Linked DNA regions of Homo sapiens: region 1 is linked to region 2. A link is an interaction called in ENCODE POLR2A ChIA-PET data of the cell type or tissue named here. Cell type or tissue: IMR-90. All regions are shown on one strand. Links, peaks and the distances in the headings refer to the core of each region. The heading gives the core; the rest is flanking DNA. Region 1 overlaps SLU7 (spliceosome associated SLU7). Region 2 has its middle 24 kb from the start of PWWP2A.

Region 1 (10,730 bases), core at 5,646-8,145, 260 kb after region 2:
GTCTGCCAGAGAGGATGAACTGTACAATTTCAGGAATGGAAGGGGCTGTAAACTCCACATAGTTCTTTTTAACATGCAGAGCACTTAAACTTTTATATTGTGTCGGGCTTTGAGCTTGGAGATAAAACGCCTGATAATTGCCATGTTCCATGTGGAATAAATGAGAGAAAAAGAGAAGGAAGCTCATTGTAATTTCAGATTAGACATTTCAGCAGTGGAGGATGAGCTTCCATAGCTTGTGTACTGTTGCCTATGCAAGCTGATCCCACTTTCCGTAAGTGGGAGCATAGGGATGAATTTCCATGTCATCATCATATATCTGAAATATTTTTATTTTAAATTCTTTCAACAACATGATTTCAAAGAAATAAACCCATATTAGAGAGGTTTTAGAGAAAAATCCCAAGTAGAAACTAGGAAACGTTGTTGAAAGAAACCGGAATATAGCCCTTTCCTGTTTGGGGGTCTTTCCAGAATTCTTATAAACTTAATGAGTTTACTCATTTTTGTACAATCTTGTTAGAAGCATTCCATAAGACTAGTGTGTGTGAGGAGTGGTGGGGCGTCAACGAATGTGGGCCAGATACATCATTTTCAGGTGTTAAGGGTGAGCCTGGTAAATATTGACGGGCTGCTGAAGTTTTTTGTGGATGGAAGAAACTGCTAAAGACCAGCCTTGTTGGTCAAGAAATTAGGGCCTTCAATACTAGAGAAAGGGGTAGGCTTCAGAATCCCACAGCTAGCTTCATGTCCTGACTCCAACGGTTAGGATTTGTGCAGGTTACTTGGAGTTAATTCCATGTGCTTTTTGTAAAACTTACATATCATCCATTACCCCATGAAATTCTTTTGAGGAAGGAGATAACATTATGACAATTACAGTACATAATTCTCGCACTCAAAAGGCAGCTATTATTGAGATAATAAAATCAAAGCTCAATCTGAGTAATGTCCTAGGCATTATGTTTTTTTCTTTTTTTTTTTTTTTTTTTTTTGAGACAGGGTCTCATTCTGTTGCCCAGGCTGGAGAGCAGTGGCGCAATCTCAGCTCACTGTAACTTCTTGAACCGGGTTCAAGCAATTCTCATGCCTCAGCCTCCTGAGTAGCTGGGATTATAGGCGTGTGCCACCATGCCCAGCTAATTTTCGTATTTTTCATAGAGACAGGGCTCTGCTATGTTGGCCAGGCTGGCTAGGCATTACTTTTCCAAAATAAAACAGAAGACATGATTCTGGATATTACAGAATTCTTCCTAAATCTAAGTAAACCAGGCCTCATAGAAGAGGGAAAGAGGTCCAGAAAGGTTAGGTGACAAGATGCTGAAATTTTCTTAAACTCACAGAAGCTAATCCAGGTTCCCCTCCCTGTCCCATAAACAACTTTTCTGCCAAATATTAGAAATAATGCTACAAACCACTCACAGTTAAGTATTGTCATTTATGTATCTTTAACAAAAGATAAAATACAAAACGGACACAACATCAGCCTTTATGTTGAACCACCCTGTTTAGGTAGGAAAATGAACATTGTTTTTCATTCTTAAAGTAAATAGGAATTAAATCTATTTGCATTGCTGTTTAATTTCATACCAATCTAAAGCTCGACACTATGTATATCCAAAGTACTTGACAATTTGACTCAGTTACTCACACCACTGTTTCTGAGATGCTGACTTAATGCAGTATCCTACAGGTGGTTTTTGGTAGTTTAGAAAAGCCAGTGAGTGGGCTGTTAAAAGTTGATATACTGATGTCAGAGGTTTTGTTAGGCTGTTTTCACTGATTCTACTGTCAGTATTATCTTCACAGTGTTCTGAGAAGAGGCTTCAGGATCATGGCAATCTATTACTAATATCCCTAGAAGCTATCCTTATAATTCTTTCAATAAACCAACTTCAGGTTTTGTTTTTTTGCAAATTTTACAAACAAAGTAACAGCTGCTGGCTATAAATATTAGGATATTCTACAATTTAAAAAATCTAATATTCATGATTGTTACATAGGGGCAATCACAATGAAAACAAACGGTAATGTAAACCATATCCTCTATGATAAAGGAAAGGATTTCTACACCTAGACTTATGTCCAGAATGGTAAAAGACCTACTACTGATCAGTCAATATTGACCCAATGATGAGAAAATAGTTGTTTTCCATTCAAAGACTAACACATTTAGTCTACTCCAGAGGCCAAGGAAGAGAGAATCGCTTGAGCCCAAGACTGCAGGGCATTATGACTTTGTCTGTGAAAAGCCACTGCTCTCTAGCCTGGGCAACATAGCAAGATCCTGTCTCTAAAAAAAATAAAAATAAATGTAGTCACAGAGTTGCTAGTAATTATTTAAAAAAACAAAGCCCTGTTTTTTTCTCAAAACCAAGGTGTGCTAATACTAAATATAGGGCCACAAAAATCGAAGCAATAAAGTTTGAAGCTTAATAAATACAGAGAAAGAGACATTCTTAATAGGTAGAGAGCCAAGGCTTTTTTACATGACTCACATAAAACTGGAAATAGGCCAGGCGCGGTGGCTCACGCCTGTAATCTCAGCACTTTGGGAGGCTGAGGCGGGTGGATCACAAGGTCAGGAGATCGAGACCATCCTGGCTAACACGATGAAACCGTCTCTACTAAAAATACAAAAAATTAGCTGAGCATGGTGGCGGGCGCCTGTAGTCCCAACTACTAGGGAGGCTGAGGCAGGAGAATGGCGTGAACCTGGGAGGTGGAGCTTGCAGTGAGCCGAGATCGCGCCACCGCACTTCAGCCTGGGCGACAGAGCAAGACTCCGTCTCAAAAAAAAAAATAAATAAATAAAAAAAACTGGAAATAAAATCTTAATCCAATTTTAAATTCTATTCCCAAAAGCACACTTCATGTGCCTCTTCTTCTTTTCTTGTTTCCTCAGTATGGAAAGGAGTGAACTTACTGTGAGGCATCTGAAATATTTATTAAAGCCAGGCAGCAAGAAGAATAAACAAGGATTTTTCTATCTACAATCATCAATAAGAAGCTGAAAAGAATGTATCAGCTGCATCTATCTTGGATGGTCTTCTGACTAGTTGCTACTGTCCAAGGAAAGAGGCCATGGGGTCATCTGGCCTCTGACGTTTCATTCTATATGCCTCCATTTCCTCTTCAGTAGGTTCTCGAGTTTCATACATGCTATTGTAAGGCCGCTTCCTCTCATCAATCTGCATGGTCTCCTTGACATGAAGAAGGCGGGCCTCCTCTGCGTTCAGTGCCTATAGTGAGAGGAATAAAATGTGTATCACAGCTCTACATCAGATGTCTTTTCTTCAAAAGTGGCAGAGTACCAACACACCCCACTGAATATGAACTGCTCTATCAAAAACGCAGATTGCCTGAAAGAGCTTTGGAGTCAGCCCTTCTACTGTCAAGCTACAACTAATCACTATTTGGCTTATATGATATTTTTATACAGCACAAAACATTCTATAACATTTTAAATCAATGTTGAAGAAATTTTATTTAATAACAAAAATTAAATGAGGTTCACTTTACTTATACAAGCTCACAAATGATGCTTCTGGTAGAGACTACAATTCTGACTTTTCTCAAGGACTTGCCAAAACTTACAAACTACGGAGCTAGAAGGCAATTCTTTCCGGTCAACATGCCAATAACTCTAAAATGCTTTAGAATGCACATTTCTTCTGTCCATTAGTCATAATTACTAAATACTCCAAGAAGAAGGCAATACCTACACCTCACAATATCTCCATTAATATAACTTGAGCAAATCACTCAGACTCTAGGCTTGTTTCATCATTGTAAAAATGCATTTGGAGACAGGACTAGATCACAGGCCATTACAAATAAAGGCCTTGACAAATAATACTGGCAAGAACGGTGGCTCATGCCTGCAATCCCAGCACTTTGGGAGGATGAGGTGGGCAGTTCACCTGAGCTCAGAAGTTTGAGACCAGACTGGGCAACATGGTGAAATCCTGGCTCTATAAAAAAATACAGAAATTAGCTGCACATGGGGGCATGTGCCTGTAATACCGGCTACTTGGGACACTGAGGCAGAAGAATTGCTTGAGCCTATGAGGTGGAGCTTGCAGTGAGCTGCGGTCGTGCCACTGCACTCCAGCCTGGACAACAGAGCAAGACCCTGTCTCAAAAAAATAAAAACAACCCAAAAAACAAAGAATACTGCTACTTGTCACTTTTACTATTTAGACTTCACAAATTACCTTTTTCAATTTTTCATGCTTCTTTTCTTCATCATCACTATCTGAACTGCTCTTTCGATGCTTCTTCTTTTTCTTTTTCTTCTTCTTCTTTTCCTCTTTCAGTTTTTCTTGATGCAGCTGAAAGGGAGGATTGAAATGCAGTGTTATTAATGTGAAAACAAAGCTCAGGTGCACTACTTGGGCGGCTGAGGCACAAGAATCACTTGAACCCAGGAGGCGGAAGTTGCAGTGGGCCCAGACCGTGCACTGCGCTCGAGCCTGGGCGACAGAATGAGATTCTGTTTCAAAAGAAAAAAAAAAACTCAGGTGCAGGTTTTAAAGCCCTCCCTCCAGGACTTAAAAATTCAGGACAAATGATTATCAACTTACCTCCATGAGGGTTTGAGGTTTTTTCACAGATTCTTCCCCAGTTATCTCATTTATAATACACTCCTCAGAGTTCTGTGGGAAATACATGTAATTTGAGTTGAGTGTCATAGTTACTAATCATCTAAGAACAAGTTAAAATTTGAAACATGAGACAGCATGTTTTAGTTTGACTTAGGAGCTTCGGTTGTTTTATACCTTTAAGAACCAAAGACAATTACTTACAACAATCTCCTTCCCAGCTTCTCCAGTACAATAGGAATACTTGAAAAAAGAGTGACAGCATTTGTATCCCCATCGGCCTTCTTTCCAGTACGATCCCCAGATATGCTGCAGAGAGAGAAATTAAAAAGCTTAAAAAGGAAGCTGAAATTAGAAACTTCTGTATACTGTTGATAAGAGTATAAAATAATACAGCCCATTAAAGGTAATTTGGGAGAAAAATTATGGGGATTCAAGGCTGGCTAACAGGGAGAAGGTAGTCTGACCTGAAGTGTGAGAAGCAGGACCTGTAGTTACAAAACTCTTAAATTCTATTCCCAAAAGCCTATTAAAAAATTTAGGGTATCTGACTTCTCTTGAAAAACGTAGGAGTGGGAAATTCTGGGCCTATATAACCACTTGGCAATAATCAGCTGTTGCTGAACAGTGGATGCCCCATTAGATAGGGCTTGTGTTCTCCAGTTTGTACAATTTGCCTGGCTCACTTCACTCATGTATGATCACTGGTCTGGCTCCTATAGGGAGTTAGGTTTTTGACCCTCAACTAAGAGAGACAATTGTAGTTTGGTTACTTCAAGAGAACAGCAAAGGACAATATATGCTTTATGATGTTTACAATGCAATATGAATATACTACATTACTTATTAAATATTCTTGTCAAAATATTTAACTTATATCCAATCAAGCCGTTAGACCTAAATTCCTATTTATAAAACATACAGGGATAGAGAAACAAGTTATATAACACTACTAGGAACCAGTCAATACAGAATATGAGACAATTTACAAACTAATTGGCCTAATCTGTTAAATGGTCACCGTCATGAAAATGAAGAGATACACTCTAGAAAAGAGACATAATAACCGCATAACGATCAAAAGAAATTTGAAACGAATTCTGACTAAAACAAAAAATAGGTGTTAAAGGCATTTTTCTGTATATTTTGGAAAATGTGATTAATGACTAGATATTAGGTGATATAATGTTAATTTTCTGAAGTGCAATAATGTCGATGTGGTTATATAGAAGAAAATCCTCATTTTAAGGAGATATGTGATACAGCGTTTATGGATAAAATGTCATGATATACATAATTTCCAAATGTTTCAGTCAAATAAATATATACATAAACTATATGTGTGTATATATGTGTATTTTACATATATATGTAAAACTGTGCATATGCACACATACAACTAGACAAAGCATATAAGGCAATATGTTAAAAATTTCAGAATTTAGATGATGGGTATATAGATGAACATAGTATTCCTTCAAAATTTTTCTATTTTTGAAAAAATTCCATGAAACAGTTAAAATTTTTTTTTTTTTTTAAAGCATAGAGAATACAAATGGTTAGCTAATAAAGTTGTAGTGGAAAAATGCAATACAGAGCAAAACCAACAAGGACACAAAATTGTTCCAGTTTAGCACATACTGTGTGATTGTGGATCTTCACATCCTCCTCATACTTAGAGCAGGCAACAGCCCGCTCCTGTCCTTTGATGACTGTCCCATGTCTTGAGTACTCCACATAGTCTTCAGTCTGGGCTAAAAGCAATTCAGCTGGAGGGGCATCCAAATGTTCTTGGCCACCATACTAAAAGGACATTGGACATTATTCAATACATTTTACAACCTGATTTGCATTTAAATTTCCAGAAAACATTTATTTCTAATCAGAAAGAAAGGGAACATTCTTTACTGGGTTTTGTTATAGAAAGCACAGTAGGAAAAAAAAAGCCACAAATTTTTTCTGAGGCAAATAGAAGATGTCTCAGTTGCTATTCATCTGTTGAGTACAGTAAGTTACAAGATGGCCATAAATTCCTCTTATCTTTCTATACATGCCCTTTTGCCACAGGGCTTTGCTTTTCTTCCCATCAAGAGACGAAGTCTTTCTCTGTCCCTTGAATCTGGGCCTGACCATGTTATTTGCTTTGACCAATGAAAGTTGGCAAATGTGATGCAAGCAAAGGCACTTATGTACCACAGCACACTTTTTGCTGCCACTCTCTAGAACTCTGAGAATGCCATTTTAAAAAGCTGTGCTACCCTACTAGAGGATGAAAGACCACATGGGGTGGAGATGAGCTGTCCCAGAAGAGGTCCCCTTAGGACAATTAGCCTGTTAACTGCTAAACACAAGAGTGAGGCCATCTTAGTTCATCATCTAACCTCAGCTGAGCAAGCCCAGACCAGGAGACTTGGCCAACTGTGAGAAACAATAAATGTTTATTTTAAGCTATTAAGATTTGAGGTAGCTTGTTTTGCTGCAAAAGCTCATACAAAATTACCATCTGACTAAGAGAAAGGAAGAAAAGGACTATTCTTCATGGATTAAGAGGGCTCTCTTTGCATTATTTTCCAAATGTAAAACTAACGCTTATTAACTAGTAACTTCTCTTTAACAGAAGTTCTTCTTTAGCATTTTGGTCAAAATTACCTTTTCCAGGATGCTTTCTTTCTGCTGTTCTTTGAAATCTTCTTTTTTGACTTTGAAGGACTTATACAACAGCTCTAGCTTTGTAGGATCTGCCTGTAGATGCACTTCAGATCCCTTGTCATAGGCTTCCCATGCAAACACTAGAGTAATTCAAAACATCTTAGTGAGTTGGCAGCTGCATTACTGTATGCTTCTTGAAAACAAGCTTTAAACAATCCCAAACGTCTTATGAGCTGATATAAAATGGCTTGACATAGAGGAAACACTTACACTGTGTCTGAGCCATTGAAATGGTATCTCCTGTGTACCTAACAAAGTTATCTCCAGCATAACTCACTCTGTAAATACAAATAAAGAAAATGTTTCAGAGATTGATTTAAGGAAAATTAATTCGTAAAACTGAATCTGAATTAAAATGAACACCATCTATGGTCAGGTCAGAAAACAATTAACTTTCTCTCATCTTAAAATCTGTACATTTAACTTGATACTTACTCATCTGGATTCTTTCCTGCATTGGCATAAGGATTCTCTCTCATTGCTCTAGTTTTTGGATCATAGTAGGCAGAATTTGGATCTAAATTCCTCAAATACTAGAAGAAAAAAATATTTAAAGAATTAATGTTTACTCACAGCAAAAAGATTTCAGCAGACTAGTTGGAGGAGTTGAACATGATCAATTAAATAAATGTGTGTATACATTTCTGGGGTTCAGGTGAAGAGAAAAAACAGAATGAAACCTTATCTTAGAATGACTCTGACTATATTATCCATATGCTACCCAGAGTCGATAAAATTTATGCTGGGAAGACAAGTATTTTTCAAATATGTATGTTAAGCTGACAAGACTTACTTTTGCAATATCTTCTCGAATCCTGAGATTCCGGACAGTAATTCGTCTCTTGGAGTCAAAATTCTGTCCAGGCATGTCAATATCATCTGCATATTTATCTTCATCCTCATCTTCACTATTATGATCTTTTTCCTAAAAGAGGGAGAGGAAGGAAAAGTAAGAAGAAAAGAAAGCAGCATGTAGTTCTTTTTTTTCCCCTTTCCCTTTAACCAAACCCTTATTTACTTGTGTTCTTTAAAAGCTATTATTAGTGTTATTTATTATTAGCCATCAGAAATTTAAAAATTTAACATATACTCAGAGACAGCAAATATGTATTACCATCTGAGAATTTGGTTCCTCTTCTCCCCACTGGTGTTTTGGAGAATTCTGCATCATGAAAGAAGAAAAATCATTCATAATCTCATTCCACTTAATCCAATTAACTTTATTATTAAGATAATAAAGTATTATTATCTTATTATAAATAATATATTTATATAATAAAATATATTTTATTATATATTATATTTATATTATATATAATAAATATTTATTATATAATATATAATATGTAACTTATAAATAAGTATTAAGATAATAAAACTTAATTCTAACTGAACAAACTCTCACACTTCTCAGTTATAATGAGCGCAAAAATTCTGAATACAAGAGTGCCATTGTAAATAATTTTATTACACTGTCTATAAAGCCAGCAAATTTCAAGAGAATTTTAATTAAGATTATAACCACAAAATGGTAACAGAAAGATTAAGATGTCCAAAGTACCCAATAAATATTAATTTCTAAATGTGTTAGTCTTCAGACATACTGTATTCATTAAACGTTACTAGTTTCCTAGTAAGTCCAAAAAGAAAATATTACTGGGTTCATGTCTTCACAGCCAAAGTGAAGTTTGGGCAATGAAAAAAATCTACAAGTGACACAGTATTGTAATTTAAGGAGAGGCCAAACTCCTTGTCACAAGGATACACTTTTCTTCGCTAGCAATTGGTCAGAATACTTTCTAACTCCACAGAATGCCTACACTAACGTGGTATTTCATCATGTCCCTTCATAAAGGCTTCAAAGATTAAAAATACTTAAAAAAAAAGAGAATACATTATAGCATTAGTGAGGAGATGCAGAAACACGTGTATGTATATATACTATATAGATGGAAGCATAAATCTGCATGGCTTTTCTGAATGATGGCTAAGTGATATGTCATAAAAATTTTAGAAATACAAACTCACTGAAATACACTTCTAGAAGGTTATCCTAGTATCATGTCAATTATATAAAGATGTATAAGAATGTGATGTGCAGTGTTGTATATGTGCAATGTTTTTTCAAAACACTGGGAAAAAATCAAATTAATAGATCACTGGTTATATAATGTATTGCACTCCATGGAACACTGAACGGCCATTAAAAGTGATTCTATCCAAGGGGCAGAAAAGTATGTATCGTTTCCTAACTTTTTTGATTAAAAAAAGGGGAGGGGAGAGACAGATAGGATAAGGGTATATATTTGTATTTGTATTTATTCAAGACAGTCTGAAAGGAGCCACACACATACACAAAAGAGTTGGGGCGAGGGGAAGTTTAGTGTTAGGGTGGATAGAAACAGGGGTGGAGAGACTTCGCTGTGCATCTTCTTAAATTGTTTTAATTTTTGAGCCATGTGAATTCATACAAAAATAAATGATGCTATAGGTCTATAAATATAGACAGAAAACACGTTCCCACTGTACTCTATGTTGTTAAATTAAAAAAGAAGGTAATAAATGAATATATAAAGATGGATTCATGTAAGAAACATTTTGTATTCTAGCACACATGAACAGGTATATGTGGACAAGAGAGACCTGGAAAGGCCTACTTCAAAATGTTCACAATTAACACAGGGATATTTTCTTTTTTATATTATGTTCTAATTTTTTTCCACTTAATATGTGTTACTTTCAAAATTAGAAATATAAATATTTTGTAAAAAATAATTTTTTTGAGTTCCCACTATTTGCTAGTTCACCAAAGACATTTACATACATTTCTATAGTGACAGCTAAGTCTCTAAATCTACTGTATGTGGTTCATCTTAATATCCAAGCATCCTGGGAGCGGGGAGAGATAGCATTAGGAGATATACCTAATGCTAAATGACGAGTTCATGGGTGCAGCACACCAACATGGCACATGTATACATACGTAACAAACCTGCACGTTGTGCACATGTACCCTAAAACTTAAAGTATATAAAAAAAAAATAATCCAAGCATCCAAGTGGGCAAAAATCATTAGCCCCTTACATACATTAAGTATCCTTACTGGGGAAATAAATTACATTACGTTTACAACAAACAACAGAGAATACATTAGAACAAAAGAAACAGGCCCTTTTTCTTTTCCCAAAGTTAGTAATAAATAAAAATAATCACAACAATAATAGCTACTAATTACCCAGTGTTTACTATGTGATATGTATATAAGCTTCCTGGGGGTAGGTGTTATCATTTCTATTTCAGACATACTAAACTGCAGCTCAGAGAGGCAAATTCACTTTTTTTTTTTTTTGAGACGGAGTCTCACTCTGTCGCCCAGGCTGGAGTGCAGCGGCATGATCTTGGCTCACTGCAAGCTCT
Region 2 (10,730 bases), core at 3,573-6,072:
TGGCGCGATCTCGGCTCACTGCAACCTCCGCCTCCCGGATTCAAGCAATTCTCCTGCCTCGGCCTCCTGTGTAGCTGGGACTACAGGTGTGTGCCTCACGCCTGGCTAATTTTTTTGTATTTTTAGTAGAGACAGGGTTTCACTGTGTTAGCTAGGATGGTCTTGATCTCCTGACCTCGTGATCCGCCCCCCTCGGCCTCCCAAAGTGCTGGGATTACAGTCCTGAGCCGCCACCCCCGGTGACATTTCTTAAGAACATACTACCCTGCAGATACTGGGCTAATTTATTCTTTGTTCTGTTCGGTTCTGTATAGCCCATGAGGCCAGTGCTATTATTATCTCCATTTAACAGATGAGGAAGCTGAGGCTCTCAGAGCCACTTGGCTAATAAGTGGGGGCTGTGGGATTTGTACCCACATCTGATAAACTCTAAGGCCTATTTTTTTTTTTTTTGAGATGGATTCTTGCTTTGTCGCCCAGGCTGGAGTGCAGTGGCATAATCTTGGCTCACTGCAAGCCCCTCCTCCCAGGTTCACACCATTCTCCTGCCTCAGCCTCCCGAGTAGCTGGGACTACAGGTGCCCGCCACCATGCCCGGCTAATTTTTTTATTTTTAGTAGAGATGGGGTTTCACCACGTTAGCCAGGATGGTCTTGATCTCCTGACCTCGTGATCCGCCCACCTCGGCCTCCCAAAGTGCTGGGATTACAGGCATGAGCCACCACGCCCGGCCGTAAGGCCTATTCTCTATAAATTCTTCCTCCCCATAATTGCCCCAAAGAGCGATTGCAGTTTGCATTTGGGTAAAAATTTGATGAGATTTTAATTCTTTTAGAATCTTATTATAGATTCATATCCTTTCCTCACCCTCCTCACCCCACTCTGTTCTTGAATTTGGGAAAAGGTAATTACAGTTGAAGTGACACAAGTACTTAAAAGGAAATCAACACATCTGCCTTCATTCTGCATGAATATGGAAGAGAGATTTCCATCTACCCACCTTTCTCATTTTCCCTTCTGATGGGAAATGTCAGGAAGCTCTGGTGCTTGAATCCAGCCCATAGAGAAAAACTCCAGTGCCCCATATCCAGTGGAGGCCACGGCTATATATACTAGGGCCACTCCAAGGCTTCATCTGCATCTTCCAGGCAGTGCTCAAGGCCCCGGGAGACCAGGGTCTGCGGTGGAGTTACCACTCCACTTCCTCCTCTTTCCCACAGGACAGAGGATTTAGGACTGAGCTTACCATGTCTGAGTTAAAATGTATGTATTTATTTATTCTGAAACAAGGTTTTGCTTTGTTGCCTAGGCTAATTTTTTAATTTTTTTCTGTAGAGATGGGGTCTTACAGCCGGGCACGGTGGCTCACGCCTATGATCCCAGCACTTTGGGAGGCCGAGGTGGGTGGATCATTTGAGGTCAGGACTTGGAGACCAGCCTGACCAACATGGTGAAACCCTATCTCTACTAAAAATAGAAAAATTTAGCCAGTCGTGGTGGCGCATGCCTGTAGTCCCAGCTACTCAGGAGGCTGAGGCAGGAGAATCCCTTGAACCTGGGAGGCAGAGGTTGCAGTGAGCCGAGATTGCGCCACTGCACTCCAGCCTGGGCAACAGAGTGAGACTGTCTCAAAAACAAACAAACGAAGAGATGGGGTCTCAGTATGTTGCTCAGGCTGCTCTCAAATTCTTGGGTTCAAGCAATCCTTCTGCCTCAGTCTCCCAAAGTGTTGGGATTACAGGCATGAGCCATTACACACGACCTCAGTTGATTTCTGACTTGTCCACCTCCTGGCTCACTTTCAGAAGCTCAGCCCTCAGAGAAATCATGCCAGATTTCTTTTTTTTGAAACAGTGTCTCACTCTATTGCCCAGGCTGGAATGCAGCAGCATGATCATAGCTTCCCTAATTCCCCATCTTCCAAATCTGCAACTTCAGGATTTGAATTTGGAGGTGGAGAAGATTAGTACTGAGCATGTTTCCTCTTAGGCATTAGAAGTCAGGCATGGGCTGGGCGCAGTGGCTCACACCTGTAATCCCAGCACTTTGGGAGGCCAAGGCGGGTGGATCACTTGAGGTCAGGAGTTCGAGACCAGCCTGGCCAACATGGAAACCCCATCTCTACTAAAAATACAATAATTAGCAGGGCGTGGTGGCAGATGCCTGTAATCCCAGCTACTCAGAAGGCTGAGGCAGGAGAATCGCTTGAACCTGGGAGGCGGAGGTTGCAGTGAGCCAAGATTGCGCCATTGCACTCTAGCCTGGGCAACAGAGTGACTCTGTAACAAAAAAATAAAAAAAGAAAGAAAAGAGAAGTGACTTGCCCAAGGTAATACAGCCAGTAATGGCTGAGCCAAGGCTGCAAACCTGATTTGTCAGACTCCATAGCTTAGAACTGTGATCTAGTTTCTTCAGGGTCATGTCATAACTAGTAAGTGATGGAGCCAAATTCCAACTGAAACAAAAAGGAGAGACCATGCTCTCCCCCAGGAAATGCTAGAGATTATAAATGACAAAAATAGGCCGGGCGCAGTGACTCACACCTGTAATCCCAGCACTTTGGGAGGCTGAGGTGGGTGGATCACCTGAGATCAGGAGTTCGAGACCAGCCTGGCCAACATGGTGAAACCTCGTCTCTACTAAGAACACGAACAGATGTGGTGGTGGGCACCTGTAATACCAGCTACTCGGGGAGGCTGAGGCAGGAGCATTGCTTGAACCTGGGAGGCAGAGGTTACAGTGAGCCAAGATCATGCCATTGTATTCCAGCCTGGGCAACAACAGTGAAATTCCATCTCAGTAGTTCAAAGGAAACTTCCTGAGAAGAGAATTTAATTTGAAAATATCTCCGTTCTACCTGGCATGTGATATAAGAAACATTTGGCAGTCTGCCGTGGGTCAGGATTTCTTTTTTTTTTTAATTATTTTTTTAAATTATACTTTAAGTTTTAGGGTACATGTGCACAATGTGCAGGTTTGTTACATATGTATACATGTGCCATGTTGGTGTGCTGCACCCATTAACTCGTCATTTAACATTAGGTATATCTCCTAATGCTATCCCTCCCCGCTCCCCCCACCCCACAACAGGCCCCGGTGTGTGATATTCCCCTTCCTGTGTCCATGTGTTCTCATTGTTCAATTCCCACCTATGAGTGAGAACATGCGGTGTTTGGTTTTTTGTCCTTGTGATAGTTTGCTGAGAATGATGGTTTCCAGCTTCATCCATGTCCCTACAAAGGACATGAACTCATCATTTTTTATGGATACATAGTATTCTATGATTTCTATAATAAATCATTCCCATTGCCAATCTTACCAAAAGAATATTCTATTGTTATACAAAAAAGCTAACAAAAATAACTACCATGTTCGGGATGTTTACTACATGGCAAGGACTACATTAATAAGCATTTCTTGTATATTAATATCATTCCATCTTCATGATAGCCCTATGGGTAGATATTATTATTTTCATTCTATACGTTAAGAAATTGAGTCTCAGGCCGAGCACAGTGGCTCACGCCTGTAATCCCAGCACTTTGGGAGGCCGAGGCGGGTGGATCACGAGGTCAAGAGATCGAGACCAGCCTGGACAACATGGTGAAACTCTGTCTCTGCTAAAAATACAGAAAATTAGCTGGGTATAGTGGCAGGCACCTGTCATCCCAGATACTGGGGAGGCTGAGGCAGGAGAGTCATTTGAACCTGGGAGGTGGAGGTTGCAGTGAGCCAAGATCGCACCACTGCACTCCAGCCCCGGTGACAGAGTGAGACTCTGTTTCAAAAAAAAGAAAGAAATTGAGTCTCAAAGAGGTTAAATAACTTGCTCAAGGTCACCCAGATGGAGGGTGGTAGAGCCAGAGTTCAAAATGACAATGCTATTGTTTTCATCCCTGGCTAAGCATGAGAAAAATGAAGATTACCAGGCCCTACTTAAAGCCACCAACTTGAGATTTCCCAGGGATGTGGCCCTGGGATGTATTGAAAAGTCTCCACAGGTGACCTGAAGCCCACCAAAAATTGAAGACCTAGCCCCCGTTAGGCCTTAACCCAAAACTCACCCTTATAACTGCTCACCTGCCTGGACCCAGTACTAATCATATTAGTCGCTGTTAGAGAAGAATGTCTGTTTGGTAAAACCACTGATGGCCTTTGTGAAGGCTTTGGTTTAGTGATTAGCTTTCAAGATGCAAACTTTGTCCTTGGAATAGTGGAAAACAGCACGTAGGCTTAGAAATTCTTTTTTTTTTTTTTTGAGATGGAGTTTCACTCTTGTCACCCAGGCTGGAGTGCAATGGTGAGATCGCAGCTCACTGCAACTTCTGCCTCTTGGGTTCCCTGGCCTCAGCTTCCCAAGTAGCTGGGATTACAGGCGCCCACTACCACACCTGGCTAATTTTTTTATTTTTAGTAGAGATGGTGGGTTGCAGGGGAGGGGGTCTCACCATGTTAGCCAGGCTGGTCTCTAACTCCTGACCTCAGGTGATCCACCCGCCTCCACCTCCCAAAGTGCTGGGATTACAGGCATGAACCACCACGCCCGGGCTAGGCTCAGAGATTCTGAGAGGAAGGGTCTCAAAAACCCAGATCATCTAATATCTTCAGAGACAAGGAAGATGCCTTTCACTCTGCCTGGAACATTGTGCCCTCTCCTCACCTCATTAGCGACTTTCAGATCACAATTCCCTTACCTAGCCATAGGAAGCAGGTACTCCCACATAGCTTTCTCTAGTTGTTTTTTTGTCTTTTGTTTTTTTTGTTTTGTTTTTTTGAGACAGAGTCTAGCTCTGTCACCCAGGCTGGAGTGCAGTGGCTCGATCTCAGCTCACTGCAAGCTCCACCTCCTGGGTTCACGCCATTCTGCCTCAGCCTCCTGAGTAGCTGCGACTACAGGCGCCCGCCACCACGCCCGGCTAATGTTTTGTATTTTTAGTAGAGACGGGGTTTCAGTGTGTTAGCCAGAATGGTCTTGATCTCCTGACCTCGTGATCCGCCCGCCTTGGCGTCCCAAAGTGCTGGGATTACAGGTGTGAGCCACCGCACCCAGCCAGCTTTCTCTATTTGTGTGTGATTATTTACTTCTTGTTTCCTTCTTAACTAGACAAGAGAACAAGGAGCACATCTTGTTTTGCTCATCTCTAAATGCAAGCCCCATGCGTACGATATAGAAGGCACTCAATCAGTAATACCTAATCTTTGTGTACCTTCTTCTATGCACCAGTGACTGTGCTGAGCAGTTCATATGTATTATCTCACTTAATTGTTACAACAGTCCAATCTTCATTTCACAGATGAAGAACCCAAGGCATAGAAAGACGAAGTGGTCACTTAATTTTTTTTTTTTTCTTCTTTTAAAAAATTTATTCTTCAGGCCGGGCGCCGTGGCTCACGCCTATAATCCCAGCACTTTGGGAGGTCAAGGCGGGCGGATCACCTGAGGTCGGGGGTTCGAGACCAGCCTGACCAGCATGGAGCAACCCCATCTCTACTGAAAATACAAAATTAGCCAGGCGTGGTGGTGCCTGCCTGTAATCCCAGCTACTCGGGAGGCTAAAGCCGGAGAATCACTTGAACCCGGGAGGCAGAGGTTGTAGTGAGCTGAGATCTCACCATTGCACTCCAGCCTGGATGACAAGAGCAAAACTCCATCTCAAAAAAAAAAAAATTATTCTTCAAATGACAACTTTTAAAAAAATTATAGATTCAGAGGGTATATGGGCAGGTTTCTTACATGGGTATATGTTATAAATCTGAGGTTTGAGCTTCTAATGAACCCATTACCAAGAGTGAACATCGTCCCTCGCAGGAAGCTTTTCATCCCTTGCTTTTCTCCCTCCCTCCGCTCTTTTGGAGTCCCCAGTGTCTGTTGTTTCTACCTTTATGTCCCCGTGTACCTTTTGTTTAACTTTTTGTTACCTAATTGGTTTTCTGTTCCTGAGTTAATTTGCTTAGGGTAATGGGCTTCAGTTGCATCCATGCTGCTGCAAAGGATATGATTTCATTTTTTTCTTTTATGGATGTGTAGTAGTCCATGGTGTGTATGTACCATATTTTTAAAATTTAATCTATCATTGACAGTCAGGTTGATTCCATGAGTTTGCTACTGAAAAGAGTGCTGCAATAAATGTACGAGTACAGGTGCCCTTTGGATAAGATGATTTCTTTTCCTTTGGGTAGATAACCAGTAGTGGGATTGGTGGGTGAATGGTAGTTGGTTTTTTTTGAGATGAAATTTTGCTCTAGTTTCCCAGGCTGGAATGCAATGGCACAATCTCAGCTTGCTGCAACTTCTGCCTCCCGGGTTCAAATGATTCTCCTGCCTCAGGCTTCCAAGTAGCTGGGATTACAAGCATGTGCCACCATGCCTGGCTAATTTTTTGTATTTAGTAGAGACAGGGTTTCACCATGTTGGTCAGGCTGGTCTCAAACTCCTGACCGCAGGTGATCCACCCGCCTCGGCTTCTCAAAGTGTTGGGATTACTGGCATGAGCCACTGCGCCCGGCCTGTTTTAGTTCTTTAAGAAATCTCCATACTGTGTCTCATAGAGGTTGTACTAATCTACATTCCCATCAACATTGTAAAACTGCTCCCTTTTCTCTGCATCCTCACCGTCTGCTATTTTTTTACTTTTGTTTTTTGTTTTTTTTTTTTTGAGATGGAATTTCACTCTTGTTGCCCAGGCTGGAGTGCAGTGGCATGATCTCTGCTCACTGCAACCTCCACCTTCCAGGTTCAAGCGATTCTCCTGCCTCAGTCTCCCCAGTAGGTGGGATTACAGGCGCCTACCACCACGCCTAGTGTCTAGAAGGTTTTTATAGTTTGAGGTCTTATATTTAACTCTCTAATCCATCTTGTGTTAATTTTTGTGTATGGTAATAAGTAGGGGCCCAGTTTGCCCAGTTTCATTCTTTTGCATGGCCAGTCAGTTTTCCCAGCACCATTTATTGAATAGGGGGTTATTTCCCCATTGTTTATTAGTGTCAGCTTTGTCGAAGATCAGTTGGTTGTAGGTGTGTGACTTTATTTCTGGATTCTCTATTCTGTTCCATTGATCTGTGTGCCTATTTTTGTACCACTGCCATGCTGTTGTGGTTACTATAGCTTCGTAGTATAGCTCGAAGTCAGATAATGCAATGTCTCTGACTTTGTTCTTTTTGCTTAGGATTGCTTTGGCTATTCAGGCTCTTTTTTGGTTCCATATGAATTTTAGAATTGTTTTTTCTAATTCTGTGAAAAATGACGTTGGTAATTTGATAGGAATTGCCTTGAATCTGTAGATTGCTTTAAGTAGTATGCCATTTTAATGATACTGATTTTTTGTGCTTAAAAGGCTCAATATCGCACAACTAGTAAATCCAGGCTGGGCACAGTGGCTCATGCCTGTAATCCTAGCACTTTGGGAGGCTGAGGCGAGCAGATCACCTGAAGTCAGGAATTTGAGATCAGCCTGGCCAACATGGGGAAACCCCATCTCTACTAAAAATACAAAAATTAGCTGGGCGTGGTGGCATGCACCTGTAATCCCAGCTACTCAGGAGGCTGAGGCAGGAGAATTGCCTGGGCCCACGAGATGGAGGTTGCAATGAGCCGAGATCGTGCCACTGCACTCCAGCCTGGGTGACAGAGCAAGACTCAGTCTCGGAAAAACAACAACAACAACCAAAAAAAAAAAAAAACCCAGTAAATCCCAGGCAGTCCAACTCTAAAATTTAAACATTCTATTAGTTCATATTAGGGTGGCTGATAAATTAATGGTTTAATGAGTGGTCTGTGAAGCAGCCATACCCACTTAGCAGCCAAGTCTGATTTACCTGCAGGAGAACAGAGCTAATGCCTGACCAGGCAGGGCTAATAAGAGTGTCCAGGCAACATGGCTTGAGCACTAGCCCTTAGAGAGATGCAAGAATCCTGGAAAATAATGGGTTTTTGGGGTAACCTTGAAAATACATCCTAGCTTCATCATTTATCCTTTTTGGGGCTCTCTCTGGGCCTCAATTTTTCAATCTGCTATGTGGGTTAATAATTACTGCCCTCAAGAGTATTATGAGGCTGGGCATGGTGACTCACGCCTATAATCCTAACACTTTGGGAGGCAAGACAGGAGGATCACTTAAGCCCAGGAGTTTGAGACCAGCCTGGGCAACATAGCGAGACTCTGTCTCCACAAGAAAATTTAAAAATTAGGCATTGCCGGGCATGTTGGCTCACACCTGTAATCTCAGCACTTTGGGAGGCTGAGGCGGGTGGATCACCTGAAGTCAGCAGTTCGAGACCAGCCTGGACAACATGGTGAAACCCCCATCTCTACTAAAAATACAAAAATTAGCTGGATGTGGTGGCAGGCACCTATAATCCCAGCTACTCCGGAGGCTGAGGCAGGAGAGTTGCTTGAACCCGGGAGGCAGAGGTTTCAGTGAGCCAAGATCGCTCCACTGCCCTCCAGCCTGAGTGACAAAGCGAAACTCCGTCTCAAAAAAAAAAAAAAAAAAAAGTTAGCCAGGCGTAGTGGCAGGTGCCTGTAGTCCCAGCTACTCAGGAGGCTGAGGTGGGAGGATCGCTTGAGCCCAGGCTATCGAAGCTGCAATGAGCCATGATTGCACCACTGCACTCCAGCTGAGACCCTGTCTCAAAAAAAAATAATAAAAAAAAGACAAAAAAGAACTGTTGTATGAAGATTAGATGATCCGAAACAAAAACCACAATGCATCATACCATCATACCTGGCTGGCAGCAGGCATAAAACAGATTTATTTCCTTTCTTTAATGAATCTCTCTCTCTCTCATCTCAACCTGAAGGCTCTCTAATAAGGCCCAGCTGTAGCGAACGTTCTCCAGCTGAGGTGCAAAAGCAGCTATGACCTTTACTCACATCTGCCTCCTCCCACACCAGACACTTCTTCCTTTCTATTTCTAGCTCATTGTTCACCAAGGTCCTTTCCCCTTTTCCAAGGTAGCTAGGATACAGGCTTGTTAGGCCTGGCTCCCAAATTCCCTGATGTGGCCAAGGCAAGGCCTTAGACAAGTGGACACAGGGGAAGCCGGAAAGAACATAAGCAATGGAAAAAAAATGTATCTTGAGAGTGGAGGTAAGGCTCACAAAGCCCTGTCCCATGACAGTAGCTCAGAAGCAGAAAGATGAACCAGCCAGGTTGGAGAAACCTGAACCAAGTCCCAGTGGGGAGGGCCAGGGTAAAGGGGAGCAGGGAATTAGCAGCAACCTTTATTCTGTGAGCAAATTAGGTTACATCTTTCTTTCTTTCTTTCTTTCTTTCTTTCTTTCTTTCTTTCTTTCTTTCTTTCTTTCTTTCTTTCTCTTTCTTTCTTTCTTTTTCTTTCTCTTTCTTTCTCTCTCTCTCTTCTTTTCTTCCTTCCTTCCTTCTTTCTTCTTTTTCTCGCTTTCTCTCTTTCTTTCCTAGTTTATTTAGAGACAAGTTCTTACTATATTGCCCAGGCTGGTCTCGTACTTCTGGACTCAAGCAATCCTCTCACCTCAGCCTCCTAAAGTGCTGGGATTAAATGCATGAGCCACGGCACCCGGCCTCTTTCTTGTTTGCTTTTTTTCTCTCTCTCTCTCCCTTTCTCAATCTCTCTCTTTCCCTTCCTTCCTTTCTTTCTAGATAAAGGTCAGGGATTTTTGTTTGTTCATTTGTTTGTTTCTTTGAGATGGAGTCTCACTCTGTCGACCAGGCTGGAGTGCAGTGGTGCGATCTCGGCTCACTGCAACCTCCGCCTCCCAGGTTCAAATGATTCTCCTGCCTCAGCCTCCCGAGTAAATGGGACTACAGGTGCACATCACCACAACCAGCTAATTTTTGTTTTTGTTTCTGTTTTTTTGAGACGGAGTCTCGATCTGTCGCCCAGGCTGGAGTGCAGTGGCGTGATCTCCACTCAGTGCAACCTCTGCCTCCCGGGTTCAAGCAATTCTCCTGCCTCAGCCTCCCAAGTAGCTGGGATTACAGGCATGTGCCACCACACCTGGGTACTTTTTGTATTTTTAGTAGAGAAGGGTTTCACCATGTTGGCTAGGCTGGTCTCAAACTTCTGACCTCAAGTGATCTGCCCTCCTCGGCCTCCCAAAGTGCTGGGATTACAGGCATGAGCCACCGTGCCCAATCTGTATTTTTAGTAGAGATGAGGTTTTACCATATTGGCCATGCTGTTCTCGAACACTTGACCTCAAGTGATCCGCCTGCCTCGGCCTCCCAAAGTGCTGAGATTACAGGTGGAAACCACTATGCCCAGGCAAGTATTTTTTAAAGGACTGAATGATTTGGGACCTCAGGTGACCTGGTATTAACTGGGATCCATGACAGGCTAGGAAGGACATTGTCTTGGTAGGGGCAGGCTGTTGTAGCTTTTTTTTTTTTTTGAGATGGAGTCTTGCTCTGTCGCCAGGCTGGAATGCAGTGGCGTGGTTTCAGCTCACTGCAATCTCTGCCTCCCAGGTTTAAGCGATTCTCCTGTCTCAGCCTCCCAACTAGCTGGGACTACAGGTGCGCACCACCATGCCCAGCTAATTTTTTGTATTTTAGTAGAGACGGGGTTTCATCATGTCAGCCAGGATGGTCTTGATCTCCTGACCTCATGATATGCCCGCCTCGGCCTCCCAAAGTGCTGGGATTACAGGCATGAGCCTCTGTGCCATGCCTGTTGTAGCATTTTTAAGCACAAGGAAAAATCAGAATACAATGTAGTTTCCTATGGGTCCTTGGGAGAGAGTAAGCTT

The links. Peaks named below come from ENCODE experiments on the same cell type or tissue, not always from the same donor. Only the 100,000 strongest peaks of a DNase experiment are listed, where the experiment ranks them.
Region 1: POLR2A ChIA-PET joins it to region 2 with 6 read pairs; 3 of 35 experiments call an interaction of 5 or more read pairs at or near these places.

What each region holds. Positions count from the first base shown.
Region 1 is chr5:160,400,223-160,410,952 of GRCh38, forward strand. It overlaps SLU7 (spliceosome associated SLU7), which reads right to left. Exons shown (of 16, transcript NM_006425.5): 7 at 8,428-8,475; 8 at 8,107-8,238; 9 at 7,749-7,846; 10 at 7,524-7,591; 11 at 7,254-7,393; 12 at 6,246-6,407; 13 at 4,809-4,913; 14 at 4,587-4,658; 15 at 4,218-4,334; 16 at 1,419-3,242. The coding sequence ends at 3,063. Among named protein-coding and RNA genes, the nearest start is that of FAM200C, 5.5 kb to the left of the region's middle. RefSeq lists a silencer at 4,567-4,767. In IMR-90, for the core only: no CTCF peak of the experiment used is centred there; no DNase peak of the experiment used is centred there; H3K27ac peaks cover 190 bases.
Region 2 is chr5:160,138,140-160,148,869 of GRCh38, forward strand. No RefSeq gene overlaps it. Among named protein-coding and RNA genes, the nearest start is that of PWWP2A, 24 kb to the left of the region's middle. In IMR-90, for the core only: no CTCF peak of the experiment used is centred there; no DNase peak of the experiment used is centred there.